Regions from separate parts of the Homo sapiens genome. Here all the other regions are linked to region 3. A link is a loop called in an ENCODE intact Hi-C map of the cell type or tissue named here. Cell type or tissue: heart right ventricle. All regions are shown on one strand. Region 1 overlaps LINC02932 (long intergenic non-protein coding RNA 2932). Region 2 overlaps LINC02932 (long intergenic non-protein coding RNA 2932). Region 3 has its middle 11 kb from the start of LINC02932.

Region 1 (8,000 bases), 120 kb after region 3:
CTGAAGCTTACCACAGACAGTATGTTTGGTTTGGGCATAGTGTAATTTTAGAATGTAAGATTTCTTGTATTGTGGTAATTTTAGAATGCAAGCTTTCTCAAGGCTGGGACTGTCCAGTCTTGCAGATGCTTTAAGCTCTCATTAATCAAGGCTTATTCTTTGATTATCCCAATACTTGTGCCATGCCAACCTTGTGGTGGACTATCACCATGATTATCATTAATCCTTATTACCAAAAGGATCAGGTTAGACATCCTTTTCATCCCCCACCTGCCCGAATTCCATCCTTGACCTGCTGAAGAAAAACAATGAAGATAGGAAGCTCTAGTAGGCAGGTTTGTAATACCCAGGCAATATATCATATTAGCAGTAATAGAAACTCCTGTCTTGCCTCTCCCACAAACTACTTGGAAAGGCATTTCTGCTGTACATCTCTTTGGAGAGCAGTGGTGATCTAAAGAAATGCTTCCTCTTGAAAGAACCCTTTTTATTCACAGTGGAATACTCTTGAATTTTGCAGATCATCAAACATACAAAAAAAGGTTTTTTTTTTTAATAGTTGAGGAAATAAGCCTAAAGAAAATGTGTACCTAATCCTATTAGCTGACTTAATATAGAATTATTAAAAGCCTTGATATACAGGATTTAACACAATCTTTCTAGCAGGGTGTGATGTAATCTGTTTTTGTTCCTCAGCTAGCAGATGGCTTACCTTTAAGTAATTTCCAATATGTTAAGAGATCAAAAGCCATCCTCTTGCCACCGAGGCAGTAATCGTTCTTCTCCGCTGGGGGTTGCTTGGTCCTGTAGTAAGGATATGCAAAGGCTCCTGGCATTTCCAAAGATAGAAGGGCGACATTTCTTCAGACTTTGAAGTTAATAATCCTTCAGAAGTTGAAAACTGAGGGATTTTTCAAAACTCTTTTAATGTTCTATATGCCATGTGTGAAAGTAAATATCTGTAAGAAATCACTGAGGGTTGGTGCGATGCTTGGAGGAGTGCTCTGCAACCTCGCGTGTCATGGACTGGCACAATCTCTTATTGCTCAAGTGTGGAGAGATTATGCTCCCATCGAGTAATGTTCTTTGGAGGACGTGATTTCCGCATTGACTGTTTGAGAAGGAGGCTGGAAATTCATCGAATTTTACATTTCAATGGGCCATTGTTGAGCTCACACTACTGCAGTACCGACAGGCCTAGCCTTGCAATCAAGACATGACTCTTCCTAAGCTTGGAAGCTTTCATCTGCATCCTCCAGCATTTGTCTAGTTGTTGGAAATGATCTATTGGTGAAGAATGTGGTAAATTTGCATTGGGGATTCTATTTGATTTTCTCCATGACAGAAAAAAAAAGTTTTTTATTTTAACAGTTTAATATGCTCCTGATAGATCCAGAGCACAAAGCATTTTGCAAAAATCAAATTCAGATTTTCATGACATGCTGAGTCATAGAACCCTGCTGAATTTTGAGTTCAGACAAGCCTAAGTGTCTCAGGGTTTGTTACCACCTTTGCTCAAGGCTCTTGCTTTTGATACAGAGAGGTTTCATTTTATTTCCCGGACCAGTTATTTTCAGACTACTTAAAATAAGAGAAAACTCTCAGTAGGAGAAGATATTCCTAGGCATACAGGAGGCCTAAGTTTGGCTCTTCCCCTTAGAGATAAAACAGACTGTTTAAACGTATGTAGTAGGCTGCTCTGCTATTACCCCCTCTTCCTTCTTACTGTTTTGGTTTACACATTTGATAGTTGGGAATTTGCCAGGCAACATCTAGTAGTAAATGAACATTTAGTAGTCATCAAAAGAGATACAAGGAGAAAATATGAAATAACTCCAGAGATGTGAAAAAGCCTGCAGGCACCAGGTTTCATTTGGAAAGGAGATATGGGTAAATGGCCTGCAGATAATCAAAAGGATGAAATGCAAACTTGAAATACCATAATATCATTTTACCCCTACACAGAAAACCATGCACGAATGGAGAGAACATATCTTCCCAAAATAGACTCGCTGACCTGTTTGGAGTTAGAAGTAATATTTGCTCTTTGTTCTAACCTGCAGCCTAAAAGGAACAGTAATATTCCTTTACAATCTCAGAAGATTCCACCTCTACTATTCTGCAATGTATTTTCCTGTTTACACTTTTCTATTACTTTTGGTCTCCTGAAATAATTGATCTAAGCAATAAAATAAAAACACTTCATATCAAAAGCAAGGGCTAGTAAGAGTTGGTTGTATGATTTATAAAGATTCTTACACAAATCCTCCAGTTGTACATTGAACTTATTCCCTTTTTTCCAGACTGGTCTCAACCCAACTCCTCCCCATTCTGTCTGGGATCTCTTTTCCTGTGCTTAAAAACCATGGTTATGTCTCTGTTTTCTTCTCTTCAGGATGAATGGATCCATAATTTCTTTAACTTATTAATTTTTGAGACAGGGGCTCACTCTGTCACCCAGCCTGGAGTGTAGGGGTGTGATCATAGCTCACTGCAGCCTCAAACTCCTGGGCTCAAGCAATCCTGCCTCAGCCTCCTGATTTTAGCTAGGACTACAGGCACGAGCCACCATGCCCAGATGATATTTTTATATTCTTAGCAGGGTCTCGCTATGTTGCCCAAGCTGGTTTCAAACTCCTAGCCTCAAATGATCCTCCATCTCAGCCTCCCAAAGTATCTTTAATTTATTGTTATTTAATGCCTCTTGTTTACTCATGGGTCATCTCTAGGTTCATTATATTCTAAGCTGTGAATGAGAATGTAGAATGTGGTAATTCAAGTAGAAGACTGAGACTATGGCAGGCCATGGGTTTGTTCTTTTTTAAGTCGTGTATATAAAAGATAGTTTGACTTTGAATGAAATGTCTAAAACCTAATTATAAATGCCCAAAGAGCCTAAGAAATTGGTAATTTTAGGAAGTCAGTGATTCAATTTGAATGTTGGCCTGTTAGCTTGGATAATAATTGCCCCATCTTCTGAGACTAAGGTAACATAGTCAATTGTCATTGGACTAGGTAAGTGAGATTAGGGGATGGGGTGGGAGGGCAGTAGTCATGGAAAATAAAAATCAAGGATACAAATGAAACTGGAGTTACTGCTCAACTGCTCAGCATTGACATAGTGTGGTTACAAAGTGTCAGGATCTGTAAAGTGCTCGCACCTGAATATGGCTGAACACTTAGAAAATAGTTGCTTAGTTCTTCTACACCCAAAAGAGAGGATTCAAGGCTTGAAGTTCCTGGGCTTCCTGTTGGGAGAACTGAGGATCAGGCTAAGTGGGAGGGTTCTGTCCCCTTTGCTTCCATGGCCTCCTTGCAACCAGAGCAGCTCTGCACACCCCCTCTCTTCATCTTCCACAGAAGTTACAATGAACAATAATTAGCCACTGCCTAATTATTCAGCTCCCCTCTTCCATGGGGGGTGTGTCTCACATCCTAGTTGCACCTGAACCACAATTAATCCATAAATCAGCTAATTTGACACTGGATAATGTCAAATTGATTGTATAAAATATTTGTTGGATAATTGGGCATCTAATTTTTAAACATGAGAGAATTTTAGATCATGCACCAATATGACACACAGCCCACAAAAAAACTGTGATGATTATTAGGGAGTTCTGGGTTCCTTGAAAGGAAAATACTGCATAAATCACAAGAACAGGTCTTTTCTCCTGGCTCCTTGGGACATAACAATATACCCTCTCAAGCAGGGTGAAAAGATATATCCTCTCTAAGTGAGATTACCCTGCAGAGTGCTGACAATCACCTGTCTCCTACCTCCACCTTCTCATATCACAGGCCAGGGAGTGGGTTAATTTTCTGCACCTTGAACTTAAGACTTTGAATTCCTATTCTCATCCCTTTGTTAACATTACAGGAAAAAATCCCTACCTGTAGTGAATGCAGAATCACAGTGCCAAGAAGGATTTTTGGAGCTCAATAAATTCATCTCTCTGCCTTTCTGCAGGACTGTGCCCCTTGCCACCAGATCTAGAGCTCCTGAGATTTTGAGGCAGTGTAGAATGAACACAGGATATCTATGCCTACAGCACACAGTCAAAAACTTAGCCCAGCAGTGAATGCACAGCACTTTCTGTATTCCTACTGTGCCCTGAGTAAAGACTTTTCACTTCATACATCATTCACAACTTGCTACAGGGATTTCACAAAGCCAGTACATACCCTTTACACAAAGAAAAGAAGAAAAAGAACAGACCTGGGAAAGAAAAGAAAAAAGGTGTGTCTGCCGAGTGTAGCATTATCAACAGGGAAATTAACAAGGCACAATGTAGTTGGGGACGTTAATCAAATAAACAAATGGAGTTTCTCATTCTGTTCACACATTTGAAGAAGAAGCCTAAAATATTTCAGAGTCAAACATGGTTAGACAGTTTCATTTCCTCCCTGGGCTCTGGTGCCATGAGGAGCAAGGCAAAAGATGAGGGAAATTGGAAGCTACTTTTCCCCTAGAGAGATCTGGTAAACAGATGCTGAGGTAGTCCCACCATCTGGCTTACAGAATCCTGGGGTCCCAGAGGAGGGTGCCACCTGGAGGTGCTGGAATACTGTTAGTGCTGGGTAGCAGCCCCTGTTGACTGAAGAGGGAGATCCTAAGCACACAGAGGAAGGAATGCCTTCAGTTGAGTCCTCGAATGTCCCAAGCCAGGATTTTTTTCCACAACAAGGTGGAGGGACAGCTTATTTCTTGCTAATCCTTGAGGGATTTACCTTTTTTCCAGAAATGATTCCTTCTGAGCCTTATCATTATTTTCTGAGTAATAAGCACTTCTACTAAACAGTAACTGTAATCTTCCTCCTCCTTCCACAATTCTGTATTATATTATATCATAGTTGGATTTCACAGTAGCTTGACGGGCAGATTTGCATAGAATAAATTAAGCCATAGAGAATTAGAAGAATTAATCAGAGATAGAGTCATTAGTTTCCAAGAAGTGAATTAATTCAGGAAAACCACTGGATATGTCACTTTCGTTGTCTTTTCCTCTTGAGAAATAAAAAATGTTTATTTTTGGAGATTGGCAGAAAAGATCTAGGATTGTAAGCCTGCTTTGATATTACTGAGTCACCTTAGACACCAATAGCTCACTCCATTCTCCTCTCCCCTCACACTCACCCCATCACATTTATGAAGAAATGAAGGGCAAGTTGTTTTCTTTGTCTTGTCTAGAAGCCCAAGAAGCCCATGTTCACTGATCCAGGATTGTCGTTCGAGTTCTAAAAACTAGGTGCTGAGTGTGCAGGGTTCTAGGACAGGTCACCTATTCTTAGCCTACCAGGCCCAGAAGCCCCTCCCATATGGCAATGCAACAGGCTTACAAAGAGCCTCGGATGACAGCTGATCTGGGTAACGTACATGGCCTGTATTTACTGGCCAAGTTCTGCCCCTTTCTTGACTATAGTTCCCCGATCCCTGTCTTTTCTGGCTCTTTTCCCTGGTCTCCCACATCTCCTGATTCCGAGCTTTGGGGCACCTAGTGAGGTCCCTCTTTCTGGATCACTAAATGTAACCCACAGCCTCCCTGATCCCAACTCTGAGCTTGACCCACTTCCCTGACTTCCCACACCCCACAGTTCTGAGCAGAATCCCTCCATTAGACCAGCCTTGGGGGATCCTGTCAGTTCTGATTCCATTTATCCAGAAAAGAAATTAGGTGTTTTTAGGTTTGCACTGAACAGCTGGGGGTTGAGTACAAACCTCTTACAGAACTCTGAGTCCAGCTTCTTTTCCCCACACAAGGGGTCAGTTTGTCCTGCAAAAGCAAACTGAGGACTAGAAGATCTTTGGGGAGAACTGAGTTCATTTATTCACTTCTTTATTTAGTCACTCATTAATTAAATAAATATTTGTTAAATTTCCACTATGTGCCAAGCATTATGTTGGACTTCAAATGCCAGTCCTCCTCATATTTGTACTTCTAGGGAGGATGTGGCTAATGCCTTGCTCATATAAATAACTTTAGAATAAAATCACCATGAAGTATTGCAGTTTTATGTGGCCAACCTGGAATCAAGATGTCTGTTGCCATGACCCAGATGCCAACAACATGTTGCTCCAAAGATCACCATGGCAGCCTGCTTATAGAAAATGTTATGTATAATCCTGGGTCAGAATGTATGGTTTCAGGATAGTATACAATTCCATTATCTCTCCCTTGTGGTTCTCCTAATGATTTTTCTGGGATCTGCCTGCTTCATGAGACCAACAGGACTGACCCATCCCTTCATCATTATTCAGCTTGTGGATTCTAATAGTCACCATGTGTTTGATTGGCTTATCTGCCTCTTGCCTAGAAATTTAGTCAAGAGGAAACCCGTGATCACAAGGTGACAGAAAAGACACTTAAATTATTTACTAAAAGTTGCTGGTTTTGGTTTTCTTCATTTTATGAAAAAAAAAATCAAGACATAGTTATGCCACTGGTAGTCTACAATAGGGCTCTATGCACATTAGGGCTCTATGCACTGTTTCCCTAAGAAGAAACAGAAGCATCACAGTAAAGAATAAAAATCTGTGAGAAGAGGAGAGTAATAGAGTGTATGCACATAAAAACGAGTTTTGAGTATCTCTGTCTGGTAGCTTGGGAAAGTAACAAACAGTGTAAGGTTTAGACATGAATAGGATTCTAATGGTTTCACCGTGGAAACTGTACAATGGACTATTTTCAATGGTACTGCAGGTAGAAACCGACTTAATGACATTTGCTCATAATGGCAATGTAGATTGCATAGTTTGAAAATTGAAGAGAGAAATACTTCAGATTAAAAAGAATTTATAGGGTTTTTATGGGTTGCTTCATTTGATCAGCCATCATTTGCTCAGAAGTCTTTAATAACTCTGTGGTATCTTCAATGAAAAGCTTTCCTCAACAAAGGTAGTGTTACTTTAAAAAGACAACTTTTTAATACTGCCCTGAATGATAAAGAGAACCTATTGAAAATAATTGAAGAACCATAGGCATGTTGCCTTCCTGTGATTGCTAGAGATTTGGAAGAATTTCTGCCCAAATTGGGCTGGATTTGTAAAGATGTCCATAATAGTGTTTGGATTCAGACCAGCTTTTGTTCAAAGCACTGAAACAGCATAAGGGGGGTGTGCAATAGAAGGGCATGATTAGGACAGTAGCTTTTTAACTTTGACAGCAAAGTGGTTCCCCAGAGTCACTGACTACATTTTCCCCACATATGTCAGTGGGGAAAATGCTGGATCATTGGAAAGTAAGCAGATGGCTGCCCAACTTTTTGTGAAATGAGAGGAGGGAAGTGCCACAAAAGCCCAGCAGTCTTCCATCAGTGCTCCTACCAGTGCTACCAATCTAGGTAGATTAACAGGCACATGTGTTTGAAATGTGGGCCATGTTTCATCATTTGTCTTAAAGAAATAGGGCTCTATTTGCCCTGTTTAGAATTGAGTTCACAGTTACAGGGAGCCCATCTGTTGCTCTGTGGGTCTTGTAAAACTTACTTTCCCAACTGAAATTGAATCACACAAATACTCATAAATTGTTAAATCTTCTTTAAGACAACACTAGAATATTCAGAGGCTGGCAAGGTGATTTTCCTCAGAGACAAATCAGAATAAGTTTAATAAAAGAATGTAGCCTCTGGAACCAGACTGCTCAAGTTCAAACCCTGGCTCCACCTCTTATTAGCTGTGGAAATTTACATATTTACTAATAATAAATTAGAATTTATTAAACCACTCTAAACCTTAGTTTCCTCATCGGTAAAAGAGGTTAATAATTGTGTTTACCTTATAGTTTTGTCGTGAGGATTAAATGGAATAATATACATTAAGTGCCTGACCTATAGTGAAAGCTTAGTAAATATTAGCTATAACTATTATTACCAATCATGTGTATCTAATAGCATTAATGCAAAAATAAACACTATCCAAACAGATCCTGTAACTGCAGAAAGAGGAGAGAAAACATAAGGTGGCTGGATACCCCCCAACTTCCCACCACCTTACACAAACA
Region 2 (8,000 bases), 110 kb after region 3:
TACTCCATAAATGAATTATTTTTGGAGGGAATACTGGGTGAGAGGATGAGGCTTTAGCCTTCAGTTAATTTTTCTTTAGCAGTTCATTTGTTTGTTCAGGTAATATAGAAATAGAGAGTAATGCCAAGTGATTTCTTACCTCAGAAGCTGGAAAGATCTTTATCAAACCCCTGACATGCATCACTTAGGATCCTTTCTGTACTACCTGCTTCTAACTCCAGCCACTGCTGTGGTGACAGTTGTGCACAGGTTCTGATAAAATTCACCCTGACAGTGATGTACTAAATGCCCTGACTTTGCATCTTACTCCAAAAACTTCTATGGTAATACAGAAGTTTAGAGCACCACAGGACTCTGTTAGGTACCCATGCAAATACCTGAACGTGCAAGGGAGTTAGCATCCCCATGAGATGAAAATTTGACCCATGGGAGGCAGGAGCCCGTGGATTAATTTATTTTCCCTTTCTCCCGCTAGAGAGACTGCCCTGAGAAGCAGTTATAGGTCTTCTCAGAGGATGGTCTTGCAACATCAAGCAGTAAGTTGAGCTTAGCAACAACTAGCTTGATCAGCATTCTTGCATTTTCTTTCACTCTTTGCTGCTTTTGTAATCCGTATTCCTCATTCTGGGTTATATGCCCTAATAAGGTAGTACAATGTAAATCTTTGGTTCAGGCTCTGCTTTCTGGGGAGGCAAGACTAAGACAATTAATGCCGAATGACTTCAGAAAGCAGCTCCTCAGGAAGGTATTTTGTACCTGGGTTATAAAGGTCCCATTGCTGGGGAGGTGTAGTAGGGATAATACTAGCATGTAGTAGCATTATAACTAAGACTTTCACCCGTGGTTAATTGGGTTGAGGTGCAGGTGGCAAATGGAGGGGCCATCATGGTTAAAAGCATGGATAAAATGATAATTATAGAAAGGAGATGACTGCTGTTAACTACACTGGAAGTCTTGGAAAATTTTTTAAAAAAGACCCAGAGAAGTCGACAGTCAAGTCAAGCCATGCTATGAAAGTCAGAGATCCTCTATGGCAGCTGCAATGGAAACTGTCATCTCATCGGAAGCCGATCGAAATCCAGAAAGACACAATCCTAAATGCCATAATCCTGAACGTTGAAATCCTGTAAGAGCAAAATCTCAAAAACATAATTCTGGAAAAAATAATTAAAAATTCTTTAAAAGATATGTATTTGCATTGTTGAAAGGAGATTTATTTGAGAGACATATAAAAACATTACAGAACATTTCATAGATTATTTCACACAATAGAATAGAATAGAATAGGTAAAAATAACAAATATTTTTGTAAGCACAAACACTCAGCTATACTAATGTTACATAGGTGTAACAGTTATAAGCAGATGAACCATATTCATTAAGAACTAGGTCAAAAAGGGAAATGTATGAACACATATCACTATGATCAGTAAGTGCGTGCAACCAGATTTATATCTGCAGTCATCTGAAATACTGTGACAGATAATCTAAATCTTTTGATGAGATCAATCAAAAACCACAGTGGGTCACCCACTGCATATGCAGTCACCCGAAGAGCTGAGATCTTGAGAAATTTTATTTTTCACAAGCATAGATACGCTAAAAGGGTATCTCTTCATTTATTGAGGAAGTTTCGATGTTTTTATGTAGACCTACAATGCTTTCACACAAAGTCAGCATTGTGATAAGGCACTTTCATTTTTTTGTGTCAAAAACGCATAAAATGAATTAGAACTCTAAAGTCTCTACACAATTTATATCTCCAGTATTGAAAATGATGAGAAAATGAAATATGTAGCATAGAGAATGGTAAAAAAAAAATGCTGATTGTAAAAAAAATGCTGACAATTTAAACTAGTTTAAAAAAACTAAAAAGAAAAGAAAAGAAAAAAAGACTCCCCCCAAACCAGAAAATTCTGATATATAAAAAAGTGCATTACAGGGAAATCTGGCTTTCAGGACTTCAACATTCAGAATTTTAATGTTTTGGGATTGTAATTTTTAAGATTTTAGATGTTTAGATTATGGGCAATTGCACAGAGGTAGTCCATAAGAGCTGACAAACTTTTATGATCAGGAACTATATTTTGAATTCTTGCATCATGATGAATAGCTGCTTTGTTTCCCTTTTTTTTTTTTTAGGGCAGTATTCTCCTTGGAGAAATGTTCACATTCTTTTTCTACATGGACCTGCTATTTTTGAAATTCTTCTATATGATTAGCTGTACATCAACATGAACGTTCCCTGTTAAATTTTCCCATCTTCTGTGCCATTATTCTATGCTGTTTTGGGTACTCAAAATTCCATTCTGAATACACTCATATTCAGACCGCAAATTCGGTGAAAGAACTGGTGATCAAACAGCAACACTGTTGCATAAGTGTCTTCTTATCCTACCATGAACATAATTATTTTTGAACCAGTTAGTAACTTCCCTAGCTTCTTCAGGCAAATGTGACTTTTATTAAAAGCTCCTGGAAAGTCATAGATGAAAGGAATGTCAATGCAGGAAAGTGATGCACTTTGGAGCTGAAGTTTTCGTTGTTGCCATATCATGTGGCCAATCACTTGTGTGAATTTTTCCCCAAATGCAAATAAAGACACAAAAGGTAATAGTTCTGCCTAACATGATGCAACTAACATGATGTAACTATCCTGCATACAACCAAAAATGCTCTAATCCCTTCCCTAGAATCTGGCTTTCAGGACTTCAACATTCAGAATTTTAATGTTTTGGGATTGTAATTTTTAAGATTTTAGATGTTAGGGATTTTGATCTTTAGGGATTTCAAAATTTGAGATTATGACATTTATTTCAAGATTGTGTCTTTTGGGATTATGATCCCGATCCATTTCATGGAACCACAGAGAAGACCATGCTAAAAATCAAGCCCAGGATTTAACTGTAAAAGTACACAACCACAAAGGAGAGTGAATGCACAGGTTCAACAGATCTCCTATATCAAAGTCAGGACCTCAATAAGAAAAGAGTGGATGGGAAAATTTGGGTGAACCAGCTGGTAATCTTGAACTACCAGATTCCTGTAAACCCTCCTCCTAGGGCCCTTCTTGGAGGAGAGCAGTGGCTGCCTGCCTGGAGACTGTTCAAGGACTCCCCTCTAAAGCAGGTGCCTCATAAGATAATTGTCTCTTTGAGATCTGCCTCCAGTATTCCTCATTCCCTCTAGACTGTTGACCAAGGAGAAATCTCAGCCTAGCCTAAGCACCATTTCCGGAGGAAATAGCTTGCCTGCCAAAAGAACTGCAGAAACTAGTTCAAATGATCTGGTAAGAGTAGAGGGCTTTATACGTGGAACTGGAGCTGGAGGGTCTTGGACTGGGGTGAGGAAATCAGAATATGAGGCTGGACAGAGGAAAGTTTACTAACATGGAGGCACCTAGCCATGCTCAGAATTTGATGCCCTATAAAGATCCCCTGGAGCTCATCCTAATTGTCTGTTGAGATGTGTCTTAAGACTTGGTAAAGAGAATGTTTACATCAACTGCTATGGTAGAAAATCACCTTCCCATCACCCTTTTTCCAGACCTAAATCAGCTCATAGATCCAGATTTCAGTGATTGATGTGGAAGCCAGGATCCCTTGAGGAAGGACGGTTCCATGCCACCACCAGTATATATAGTACATCTTCCTTTGATTCTTTCCCCAAATGTACTTGCAGCAGGGTAACTTTGCACTGTTGGAAGGGGAAAACCCAGACTTTTCAAAGGCTGTTAGGTAAGGAGTTGGGGCTGAATGATACCAAATGAACTGAAATACTATCAAAGATCTCTGGTTAGAGTGGGAGCCCATCTGGACACAATGAGAACGGAATTTTGGGCCAAGTTTGCTTCACAGTGTGTTAGTGTTCACAGATCTGTCCTGAGGTTATTGCCCACATCCTGAGTGTGTGTAACTGAGTTAAATATATTTATCAGGTGATAGAGCCCTCACACTTGTTCCCAGATTTGTAGTATAAGGGATATTATGAGGGAAGGGCCAAGTAGAAGTCCCTGAAACTGCCTCTATCCCCATCTAAGACCATATATCAGAAGCAACACTGCATGCCAGGAGGAATTGCAGAGATTAGTGACACAATCAAACACTTGAAGAATACAAGGGTGATGGTTTCCATCATATCCCTGGTTCAATTTTTTCTGCATGCTCATTTATGGGCATACCTAGCCCTGGAAAATCCTGAGAGCTCATGGTGGATGATGGTGAATTATCATAAACATAACCAGATGTTAACGCCAATGGTATCTGCTGTGCCAGATGTGCTATCTTTACTGCAAGTGGATTAGCAGGCCTCTGGTACTAGGTATGTGATGATCTGGCAGATGTGTCTTTCTCAATGCTCATAAGGAGGAAGGATCAAAACAGCTTACATTCACGTTGTAGAAACAACAACTCATTTGCAAAATTTGTGTTTTCTGTCCCCACACTCTAAGGTCCTGGTTTCCACTGCAGGGCTGAGAAGGGGAAGAGTCTTTTCCGAAACCAGGTGCACAGAAAGGGCTCCACCAAATTCGAAGCTTCAACTACCACATTTAGGCTCCTTGCGCTAGTGGACCAGAAGGCAAAGAAATGAATTACTATATTGGCAATGGTAATCAACCCTGACTAATATGGGGAGCTAGAGCTGCTGCTATACAATGCAGACAGGCAGGAGTATGTCCCGTATCAATGAGATGCACTTAATGGCAGCTCTTTTGATTACACATACTCATATCGGCTCCTCCTCCTTCCCTGCTTCATTCTGGTTGTCCCTCCCTGCATCTCCCTGAAATTGCACCCCCTAACAAAATAGTAATACAAAATCCTTTGCCTTGGGCTCCACTTTCAGGAAAACCCAGGCTCAGGCTGCTGTAACACTCATAGGTTCAAACGTACCTGTTGCACTTAGAGAACACATATACCAGACATTTTACATATTTCATTTCACTTAACCTTCACATCAATCTTGAGAGGTAAAATAATTATTTCTGTTTTACAGATAAGGAGACAGGATCAGCTAAGTCCAAGGACTTTCCAGAGGACCACCAGTTTATGTGTAGTACAGCCAGGTTTTGAATCAGGAAATGTCCAACTCCAAAGCTCAGTCTCTGTCCTCTATATCTCATGGCTTAGGTCAGCAATAATAAAAATGAATGCTCAGAAAGAAGACAATTCCTCCTCTTATGTCACTCTGACATAATCCCCTTTGCATTATTAGTGGTTGGTGTTCACTTCAAGATTTTGTTTTTCTTTTTAATTTAGTACACACTGTATTGTTTAACAGGTAAGTACTGTAGGAAAGTTGAAGGGAACAATAGATTATTTTCCAGGAACCTACTTAGGGTTCTATCATTCTGAAATGGGTGATAGAGGAAATTGGAGTATCCTCCTTTTTAAAAATCAGGATTTAAGAAGTAAATACGAAGATAAAGTACAAAGTCAACTCATTAAAATATTTTCTGTTTCAGAAAATAATTTGTTTTAAAATAAATTCAACACAATAAGCGGCATGAAAGAAGAAAAATGCAAAACCTTGTTATATAATTTCAAGTTTGATTATGTCACCAAATAAACTAAATGGCAATAGAGTAGAAAGAAATATAATCCAGAAAGGAAGTGAGAAAGGTTAAAGAAGTCAACAGTAATTAAATGGTGACCGAAGCCAAATGGAAATAGATCTGTATTAGCTGAAGGCCATTCCTGTCTTTTAGAATGTTATGCATCAGTGAAGAGAGAAAAGAAAGGTTTCTGCTATTTTGACATAAAAATATGTCATTTCTGAGTCAAGGTTGCTAATTCAAGAAAGCAGTAAATTCTCAGTACACACATTTTAATAATCCACACCTGCTGGCAGGTATTGAAATAGATAAGATCCTGTAATAAGTCTCCGTGGGGCTATAAGTCATAAGAACTTCATTTGTTACTGGCTGTTTACCCTTGTGAAAGCTTAAGGCAGATTGACTCAATCCAATGCAAATAGAGGTGAAAGTGACAGCTCTAGCTATTAGCTGATATAGCCTCTGATGGATGGTCATCTGTCCCCAGGGATGTATCTGCTCAATAGGGACTCAGCTGACAGCAGGAGGCTGAAAAAACTTGTGCTCTACTTACAATTCTGTCATGGTGTTGCTTCTGGATATTAGGGCTTTCTGATTTAACGTATCTAATAGGAAACAAAGCTGAGTGATGTTTATAATTTGTATTATGAATGCTAACATTACAGTCAATCATTATTATAAATTATGAAGACAGTGACTACCATTAATTCAGTGCCTACTTTATTCTGGGTCTTTAAAATTGCCGTACTTACAACACTGCAAGGTAAGTGTTATTATTCTCACTTTCTACATAAGGAAAGCTCAGAAGAAATAAGCAACTTGCCTAAGACAAAGGCTGAGATAATTAAGTTAACCTACATTCCTCTCTGTTTTGTCCATTATACAACGTGGCTGCTGATTCTCTTCCAGGAGTCTAGATAAGCATGGGCAGACTTCAGTAAAAATCTTACATGTTATGGAAGACATATTACCGAGTGGAGTTAATAGGCATGCTTGGAGTGGTGAATAAACAAGATTTAGGTCATTGCCATAGAGCATGGCTGAATCAACAATAACAGCAACAAAAATAAGAGTTGATTCACTGTGATATGTGGGCCACAATCTTTATGAATTGATGGAAAAAATGCACGGTCAATCCTAGAAGGCCACTCATTCATTGAACATACATTTGTTGAGTATGTTCTAGGTCCTAGAGTTGTGCCAGGTGCTGGAGTTGAGGAAAGTAAGAAAAAGTTAATACAGTTCTCAATGACATAGCTAGAAGGAGTTCTGATAGTAGTAGTACTCATCAAATCAGAATGTCGTTGTGCTTATGGTAACTCCTCTAATTTTTAGCAGTCAGTCCAAAACAGATGGTGGGATAGGGCAAGTATTTTAACCTGAATAAAGTTTCTAGATCAACATTTTGATTCTCAAGGTAATTCTTGGCTGAAAGCACCTGGAAGTCTAGGTTCTCTTTATAGACTGTCATAGAACAAACACCGTGGCAGAAACTGCAGTTTATCACCAAGCCTATCTCCTCTTCTTTCTGGGCACATGATTAGAACACATTTCCGAACCTCCCTTACAGTTGGATGTGGACAAATGACTGAGTTTTTGCCAGTAGGAAGTCAGTGAACATAATGGGCACCATGTCTTCCCCTGGTCCATGGACATTCTCCATGGAGCTTATCTCCATGTTTCTTCCCTGGTCTCCATCTTAATGCAGATGAGCCTAGTGACCCTAAAACCACATGTTAAAGATATCAGAGCCATACATAGAAAGAACCTGTGATGCTGAGTGGCGACTTGGAAGGCCACCCTTCTTGGAATCCCACATTGAACAATTATATGAGGAAGAAATCAAGTTAAGACACTGAAATTTTGGGAGTTACTACAGCAGTTAGCATTACTTTAATACAAATACTAACATATGTATTTGACAATATTTATTTGGGCACTATTACATATTTAATTTCCTCTTACTTAATTCTAAATCAACAAGCAGATAATATGATTCTATTATTACATATAGGTCCCCTAATTTCAATAGTCAGTAATGCATGAGATATTTCACATCACATTTCTGAGATTTTCTCTCTCTCTCTTTTTTTTTTTTAGGGGATCAGTAAAGATCTTTTTTTTATATATATACTTTAAGTTCTAGGGTACATGTACACAACGTGCAGGTTTGTTACATATGTATACATGTGCCATGTTGGTGTGCTGCACCCATTAACTCGTCATTTAACATTAGGTATATCTCCTAATGCTATCCCTCCCCCCTCCCCCTGTCCCACAACAGGCTCCGGTGTGTGATGTCCCCCTTCCTGCGTCCATGTGTTCTCATTGTTCAATTCCCACCTATGAGTGAGAACATGCAGTGTTTGGTTTTTTGTCCTTGCGATAGTTTGCTGAGAATGATGGTTTCCAGCTTCATCCATGTTCCTACAAAGGACTCACTGCT
Region 3 (8,000 bases):
TCATTATTATTACCTTAACATATTATGGAATTTTAAAAATTAGTCTTGGGAACAGAATAGCAAGCACAAATATTTTACTTTTCCATGCTTGACAAGCAACATTTCCAAGGTTTATAAGGTGCTAATCACATCAGCCATCAGTGAAACACACCATTTAACTGAAAACTAAACTCATACAAAGCCATACTTTTCTTATTTGCTAATAACTGTTCTATGCGAGCTGGTTGATAGAGTGGTTAAGACTACCTGGGCTCCAATCTCAATTCTGCCACTTGCTAGCTTATTATCTCGGCAAATGCCTTAATTTTTCTAGTGCTCAGTTCCCCCAACTGTAAAATGAGCCTAATAACCATAGCTATCCCCAAGGGATTGTGGAAAGTATAAAACAAGATAATATAGTAAATCTTTAGGCACAATGTCTAACACTTAGTAATCACTTCGTAAGTATTAGTTATTATCACTGGTATTGATTTTGGTTTTAACATAAACAGCTTTTAATATAATTATATGACTCTTTTAATTAAAAAATACATTTTACCAAAATCATGTTAGTTGCACAAACTTCCATTTATCTTAGATCATGCAGGCCAGAGATTCTTGACATTTTTGAATCACATAACCAAGTTCTTACTTCATTTAGAATCAGTAGGTATTTCATGGCTGGCTTAGGAAGAAAGGGAAAAATTCAGTGTTAATGTACCAAAGACAGGTTTTTCTATTTAAAGTATTATTTTGAAATATTTGTACCTTAAGATTATTCAGGACACAATGTATTTGAACTCCTGCAATTGAAATGTTACATTTAAATAAGAAGGAATTCTAGTTTATAGTAAGCAAATGATTGAGCCAGTAACTATAGCCAAGTTTTGAAAATTTGCTTCTTTAAATCCTTAGTAAAGAGCGATTTGAATACTGTGAAGGTAGATGTGTGTTTAACACTCTACTGTAGATACATGTACACAAGAGAATCTAATTTTGAAGTCTTCATTTAAGTGTTTCTATTCAGCCTCTTGACCTTGGAGAGAGTCATGTGCCTTCCTAGTTACAAGATTGGGCTCTAGATCAGGGGTCCCCAAACACCAGGGCCACACAACAGCAGGGGAGTTGGGCTGGGGGGCAAGGGAGAGAAGGTTCATCTGTTTTTTACAGCCACTCCCCATTGCTCACATTACTGTTTGAGCTCCACCTCCTATCAGATCAGCAGTGGCATTAGATTAGATTCTCACAGGAGGGCAAACCCTGTTGTAAATTGTGCATATGAGGGATCTAGGCTGCATACCCCTTATGAGAATCTAATGCCTGATGATCTGTCACTGTCTCCCATCACTCCCATATGGAACTGTCTAGTTGCAGGAAAACAAGCTCAGGGCTCCCACTAATTCTACTTTATGGAGAGTTGTATAATTATTTCATTATATATTACAATGTAATAATAGTAGGCACAAAGTGCACAATAAATGGAATGTGCTTGAATTATCCCAAAACCATCTTCTCACTCCACCCCCGCCACCCCTCCTCTGCTCTCCAGTCCATGGAAAAATTGTCTTCCATAATACCAGTCCCTGGTGCCAAAAATGTTGAGGACCACTGCTCTAGATGACCTCTCAGGCCTTTCCCTCATCTTCAGGCTAGTTATACTACCATAAAAGTGGAATAAAGTTCCTATGGTAAGAAGGGCTATAAGTTGCCTAGTCACTGCACACTTTGTATGTTTGAATTGAAGGTCTAATGTAAATCTGATGTAAATATAGGGATCTTCTTTTTCACTCATCTTGGCTTTGTGGTTAGGGATGGGGCGATGGCAAAGCGAGATACAGGCAGCCTTTTACAAATGAGCATCCCCACCCCGTGTTCTGGCCAGGCTGTAGGCAGTAGGTTTTCAGACAAGAGTGGCAAGGATTTGAAATTAGTAGCCAGGGAAATAGCAGTGTGATTTCAGATTCTCATGACTTAGGAAATTCCATGCTTAAAAGCGATATTTTTTCAGCTTTTAGACAATGTTTTCTTTCCTCTCAAAATTACTCCAGACTTTTCTGCAGAGATTACAACATGAACTTTCAATGGTTAAAATTCAGCCACATTTTCTTTTTAGTTTTCTTGTGTCAGTTGTATTGTAAATTGGTTTAAATTAAAAATAAAAAAATTTCCAAAATGATAAATGGGATTTTTCCTCAGACCGAGTCAGCATGAGATTAATGCTTTCACAATTTTGTACAATTTCAAATCAAATGTCATGTGATTCAATCCTAAATCTTTTCTTATATTATCTTCCCTAACCTATTTCTTTATTGTCAACATGAGACTACAGAGGATGTTAGAGAGAAGGACAGGTAGAAATCTACTTGATTGAGAGTCAAGGAGGGGGGGGGTCTTTTTCTCTGTGGAGTTTCTTTTAATAGGTCAGGGATAAAAACCTTTAGGAAAAGCTGAAACTAAAAGTGAAACATAAGACGACCACTAGGTTCACAAACACAAACATGTATTTTGTTCCCGGGGTGGAGAGAAGGGTGCGTTTGTGTGTATTTACTTTTACTTTGAACCAGACTTAATTACAAATTTAAAATTAACTGACATTCTCTTTAAATATGCTTACTTCAGTGTACCTTACCAAAGGACAAAGACCCCACAGTTGAAGCCTATCCGCTCAACTTATCCCTGAATGGGAGAAGCATCTACTAAAGCAATCTAAGTTATAACCATTCTAGTTTTCCATGCCAGATTTGGATGCTTAAGCTTTAGAAACATAGCTACTGTTTTCCCATATTTTCTGTAAAGGACATGTGTCCTCTCTAGAAGGAAAGCTTACTTCAAATTTGAACATCTCCATTTGGAGAACTTTTGGACAGAAACACAACTTTCTAGAGTTTCAATTGACTGAAAAGAAAACTCTTATATGGAAAAAATACCGTCTGAAGATGAAAGAAAATTCAGAAATTGGCTGTAAAACTGTGTCACATCTCACATTACCTAAGTGAACTAACACACAGAAGACAGTGGGAAATCTGGGAGCTGTGACTAAATTATTTATTTTTAAAAATGCTCTTATGAAATTTAATGCACCAGAGATAATATGTTTACTCTCTTTTGTTGTTTTTTGTTAATGATTTTTTCCCTATTTTTTTGTAGGAAATTTAGAAAATAATAAAGATACATAGAAAACAATAAATTTCACCCAGAGATAAATACCACTGACATTTTATTTCCTCAAGTCTTTTCTCTATGCACAAAGATATATTTAAGAAAATGGAATTGTACTACATATAAAATTAAATATCTTGGATTCCCTACTCCCTTAGCATTTTTTAATCATTTCTTCATGTCTTTAACTATTTTTTCCAAAATTCTGTTTTTAATGACTGTATAATATTTCATTGCACAGTTGTAGCATAACTTTGTTTTCCTTAATTTACCTTTTGGGGTTTTAACTTCTTGGTGATCTCCATATGCATGAATCATCTTTCTAGTGTCTTGTGATCTTAGATCCCCGACCTCTTTTTCCCTCATTGTGTGGCCTCCCCTCTGCAGTCCCCACTCCCATGGGCAGGCCTTGCTAGACCATGCTATTTCGTTCTCTCAATGTCATGTATTACATGTGATCAACATTGCCCGACTTTCTCTCTAATACTCTAACCTGACTGGGACCTCCAATTCTTCTACCACCCTTTCACTGTCCATCACCACTTCACGTCCTTACTCCCCTCCATACCCAGCTGAATTCCATCCTCAATAATCACTCTCAATTGCACACACCTTCAAGGAAAAAAATTTCCTTGCTGCTTTTCTACTTTTTTTAATGCTTGTTTGAAAAAAACCACAGGTTTTTAAAATTAAACTCTCTGCATTCTCTGTATCTGCACCTGGGTAACTTACTGGAGCTGGAGAAGAAAAGAACACAACCATGCTGATTGATCTCACTTTAAATTCATAAGCACAAACTCAAGTGAACCCGTCCTGATTCCACTAATCACCCTACGCCTCTTTAGTCCATTTGTTCACCCGTTCACTGACTATTTGATATTCTCTTTTTTCTCCTCGAATCTCTGACATTTCCTCCTCCCATCTGTATTGTCTTAGCTGATGATATTGCATTCTACTTCACTGAGAAAACTGAAGCAATTAGAAGAGAACTTCCCCTGACCCTTATAATCACATGTCCACACTCATTCCATCTGCCTCTCATCTGCTACATTCCCACCTGCTATCATAGATAAGGTCTCCATTTTGCTAACTAAAGCCAGTCCCTCCAGCCATGACTAGTTCCCATCCGGGACACTGCCTTAGCAATTATCTTTTCTGACTCCTATATTATCACAATGTTTCTTCTCTACTGGATCATTCCCAGTAGCTTACAGACATGCTGTTATTCTCCCATCTTTCCCTACAAGTTATCACCTCATTTCTTTGGATTGCTTGCCTCAAAACTTGTTGAAAGGGATGTCTTTAGTAGCCATTTCTGATTCCTCTCCTTTATTATCTTCTGAATCCTCCCCAGTCTGGCTTTTGCTTCCCTCGACTCCTTCACTGAAACTGCTCTTGTCAAGATCACTAGTGACTTCCATGTTGCTAACTGCAGTGGCCAATTCTCACTTCTCATTTTACTTGACCCGTCTTCGTTTGGCTCTGGGACAACACACTGTCTTGAATTTCCTCCTATCTTCCTAGCTGCTTCTTCTTTGTCTCATTTGCTGACTTCTCCTTTTCTACCTTCCCTCTGAATGTTGATCTCCAGTGCTCAGTTCTTGATTCTCTTTTCTTCTCTATCTTTACTTCCTTTTTTAGGCGATTTCATCTAATCTCATGGCTTTAAATACCACTTAAATGCCTAAGACTCCTAAATTTACCTCTTCATCCCACACCTCTCTCCTGACTCCAGGCTCACATACAGTTATCTACTAACGTCTTTATTTGGTTGTCTCAATTGAATATGTCAAAAACAGAACTCCCAATATGGCCCCCTCACTTGTTCTTCTGGCGGCCACTCCCATCTCAATTGATGGAAACACCATCTTCCCAGGGCTCAGGTCACAACCTTGAGATCATTCTTGACTCATAGTTTTCTCATGTTCCATATCCAATTCATCAGAAAATCTCTTGCTCTACCTTCATCCTATATCCATAACATGACTATTTCTCAGTGCTACCTCTGCTGCCGCCTTGGTCTGCACCACCGTCATCAGCTTCCTAACCTTTCTGTTTCTATCTTTGTTCTACCCACCATCTAGTCTCAGCACAGAAGCCAGAGTGACCCTTTTAAACCTAAATATGGACCCAGTGGGGGGGCTTGCTGGCTTGCGCCTGTAATCTCAACACTTTTGGAGGCTGAGGCAGGAGGATTGCTTGAAGCCAGGAGTTTGAGATCAGCCAGGGTAACATAGGGAGACCCTCTCTCTACAAACAAAATTAAAAATTAGCCAGACATGGTAGTGTGCACCTGTAGTCCCAGCAACTTAGGTGGCTGAGGTAGGAGGATCACTTGTGCCCAGGAATTCTAGACTGCAGTGAGCTAGAATTATACCACTATACTCCAGCTTGGACAACAGAGTGAGACCCTGTCTCAAACAAACAAACAAAAAACCAAAAATACCCTACTTCTCTGCTCAGAATTTTGTAACAGCTCCCAGTTTATTCAGAGTAAAAGCCAAAGTCCTTACAATGGTCTGCTAGGCCCTAAGTGTTCGGATCCCAGTTACCTGTCTGATCCTTTTTCTCTTTGCCCAATTTGCCCTGCTCTAGCCACATTGGCCTCCTTGTTGTTCCTCAAACATGCCAGACAAACTCCCCTCTCAGGCCCTTTGCATTGGCTGTTACTTTAGCCTGAAAAGCTCTTCAGTCTTTATGCTAATACCACTTCTCAATAAGCCTGCTCTGCCTCTTTATGCTATATTGTGCCCCAACACCTCCTGCTCTCCTATTATAGTACCTTCCTTCTTCTTTTCCTCCCCATATTATATGGAAACGCTTCTTGTATTGTATAAAAAGCTTCTAACAAGCTACATAATTTATTTATTTATTATGCTTGTGTCTATTATCAGCATTCCTATCTCAAACTTAAGCTTTCACAGTGTCAGGGTCTTCGTTTTTTGTTCACTGAGATATTCTAAACACTGAGAACAATGTCTGACACATAGTAAGTATTCAATAAATATTTGTTCAAAAACCTTCAATAAATAATAAGCCTATTTATATAGAAAAGGCAAACATTTAAAGGCACGTTAACCTTCTTACTTCAGTCTATATTTGTTTTGAAAAACCTGCCTTCTGAAGTGAACTATAATTCCTAACTTTGGTTTGAATCCCCTCACATGAAGCTTCATGTTTCTATTCTTTAGAGAACATAACTTTCAAAAATGTTTTGAGGATGAATAAAATGAGATAGAATAACCAAGCAAGCCAAATAGCTAAGTGAAAAATTAGAACAACCATCTGGATATTTCAGTTACAAGAATTTCAGTGGTGAACTCCTGTTGAGCAGTGGAATATATAACTCCCAGCAGAAATACTTTAATTTGTGGATTGGAGGATAAAGAGTGGTGGGTTGGAATGGGTATACTGGGGTGGGGTTGGGGATTAGGAGTGAAAAGGAAGTGGAAAGTAAAATGGTAGGAAGATGGCTGTGCTAGCAAAGGCATCAAATACCTAACTCGCATAAATGACCATGCCTATATGTTACAGGTTGGAAATGCCTACGTTTTTTAAACAGATAAATTGCACACATTTACTGTACAGCATAAAAAGGATGACATTTATCTTTTCCTTGGGTCTGAAATGTATTTCTATCACTTGGCTGGTTTGTTTTTAACTCACACTGAAAACCGAACTGTAAGAAGTTTGCCTAAACTTCTCCCCCACCCCATGTTATACAGCCTCAGCTCATGCTATTACTCCAAATACAATAATCTGTTGGGAAAAATCAGGGTGATTTTAAAGAGATCATTTTCAAGTATGAAAGCATTTGAAACCAGTTGGGAAGACAGGAGGGGCAATAGCTAAACAAATACCTGCATTAGTCAAGGAGCACTCAGAAACAGGGCTCGACCTGCTGGGAGAGGATTTTGCTAAGGAAAGCCTGTACTCACAGAAGAAGGAAGCAAAACGGCCTCATAGGAAACCAGTCATGTGTGTGTACACTGTCTGCAGCCATTTTCAGTCACTTTGGTTTGAATCACCTCACATGAAGCTTCATGTTTCTATTCTTCAGAGAAAATAACTTGATTTAGAGAAAAAAACCTGATCAGTTTTAATCAGAGTTTCCTATTTGTATGTTTTTCCAGTTTACTTCTAGTGTTGAGAAAAATTATTATTTAATGGTGAGCATAGGGTAGGATGGGGCAGGAGTAGGGGATGGGGGAACTCTCACAAAGTAATCACTCTCCTTCCTTAATATTGCCATGTTTTACTTATTTAGGAGAAATAAAAAGAAAGTAAAAGAAGTCATTATAAGGCCCCAACAAGGATATTCAAGTCTCAGAAGGGCAGCAGGTAGCCAGGGGAGCAGAGTGCTGGTTTTTTAGGAGAACAGAGAAAACTGGCCAGTAGCAGAAGAGAGACAGGAATGCTAGGATGGGTGGATGTTGGAGACGCTGACATTTACAACAGAATAGTGATACAATGCTTTATTGAGAAGGGAGCACTTGAGCCAAGACCTAAAGGGAGTGGGGCCATAAGTGATGGGTAGCAAAGACCCTGGAATGGGGACTTACATGGTGGGTTTGAATAATTTCAAGGATGCTATGTGGCTGGAGTTGAGTGACCCTGCTTTATTTCTCCCTGTAACATTCAGCACCGTCTGACGTGTGATACATTTTCTTATTCATTTGTTCTTTTTCTATATCCCCAGCACTTAGAATGGTGCCTAGAACATAGTAGCTGCTGTAAGGGTGCAGTGCTTTGCAACCAAGATCTTCTTCAAAATGAAGACTCCTGTGAGTGCTGCCAAAAGACAGTTCTCACCTATCAGCCCTCATTGGAGATTGCCTATGGCCAAAATTACACAAGACCTG

What was found. A loop is a pair of places that touch in the nucleus more often than their neighbours do. Peaks named below come from ENCODE experiments on the same cell type or tissue, not always from the same donor. Only the 100,000 strongest peaks of a DNase experiment are listed, where the experiment ranks them.
Region 1: it touches region 3 in a loop (1.9-fold over the local background); 2 of 110 quality-filtered maps call a loop at or near these places.
Region 2: a loop joins it to region 3, with 2.4 times the contacts of the local background. A loop is called at or near these places in 3 of 110 quality-filtered maps.

The regions. Positions count from the first base shown.
Region 1 is chr7:91,420,031-91,428,030 of GRCh38, forward strand. All of the region lies in intron 3 of LINC02932 (long intergenic non-protein coding RNA 2932), which reads left to right. Among named protein-coding and RNA genes, the nearest start is that of LINC02932, 110 kb to the left of the region's middle. RefSeq lists an enhancer at 892-1,437. In heart right ventricle, no CTCF peak of the experiment used is centred here; no DNase peak of the experiment used is centred here.
Region 2 is chr7:91,410,668-91,418,667 of GRCh38, forward strand. The region is part of intron 3 of LINC02932 (long intergenic non-protein coding RNA 2932); the gene reads left to right. Among named protein-coding and RNA genes, the nearest start is that of LINC02932, 100 kb to the left of the region's middle. In heart right ventricle, no CTCF peak of the experiment used is centred here; no DNase peak of the experiment used is centred here.
Region 3 is chr7:91,295,932-91,303,931 of GRCh38, forward strand. No RefSeq gene overlaps it. Among named protein-coding and RNA genes, the nearest start is that of LINC02932, 11 kb to the right of the region's middle. RefSeq lists an enhancer at 1-213. In heart right ventricle, no CTCF peak of the experiment used is centred here; a DNase peak (open chromatin) is centred at 4,602.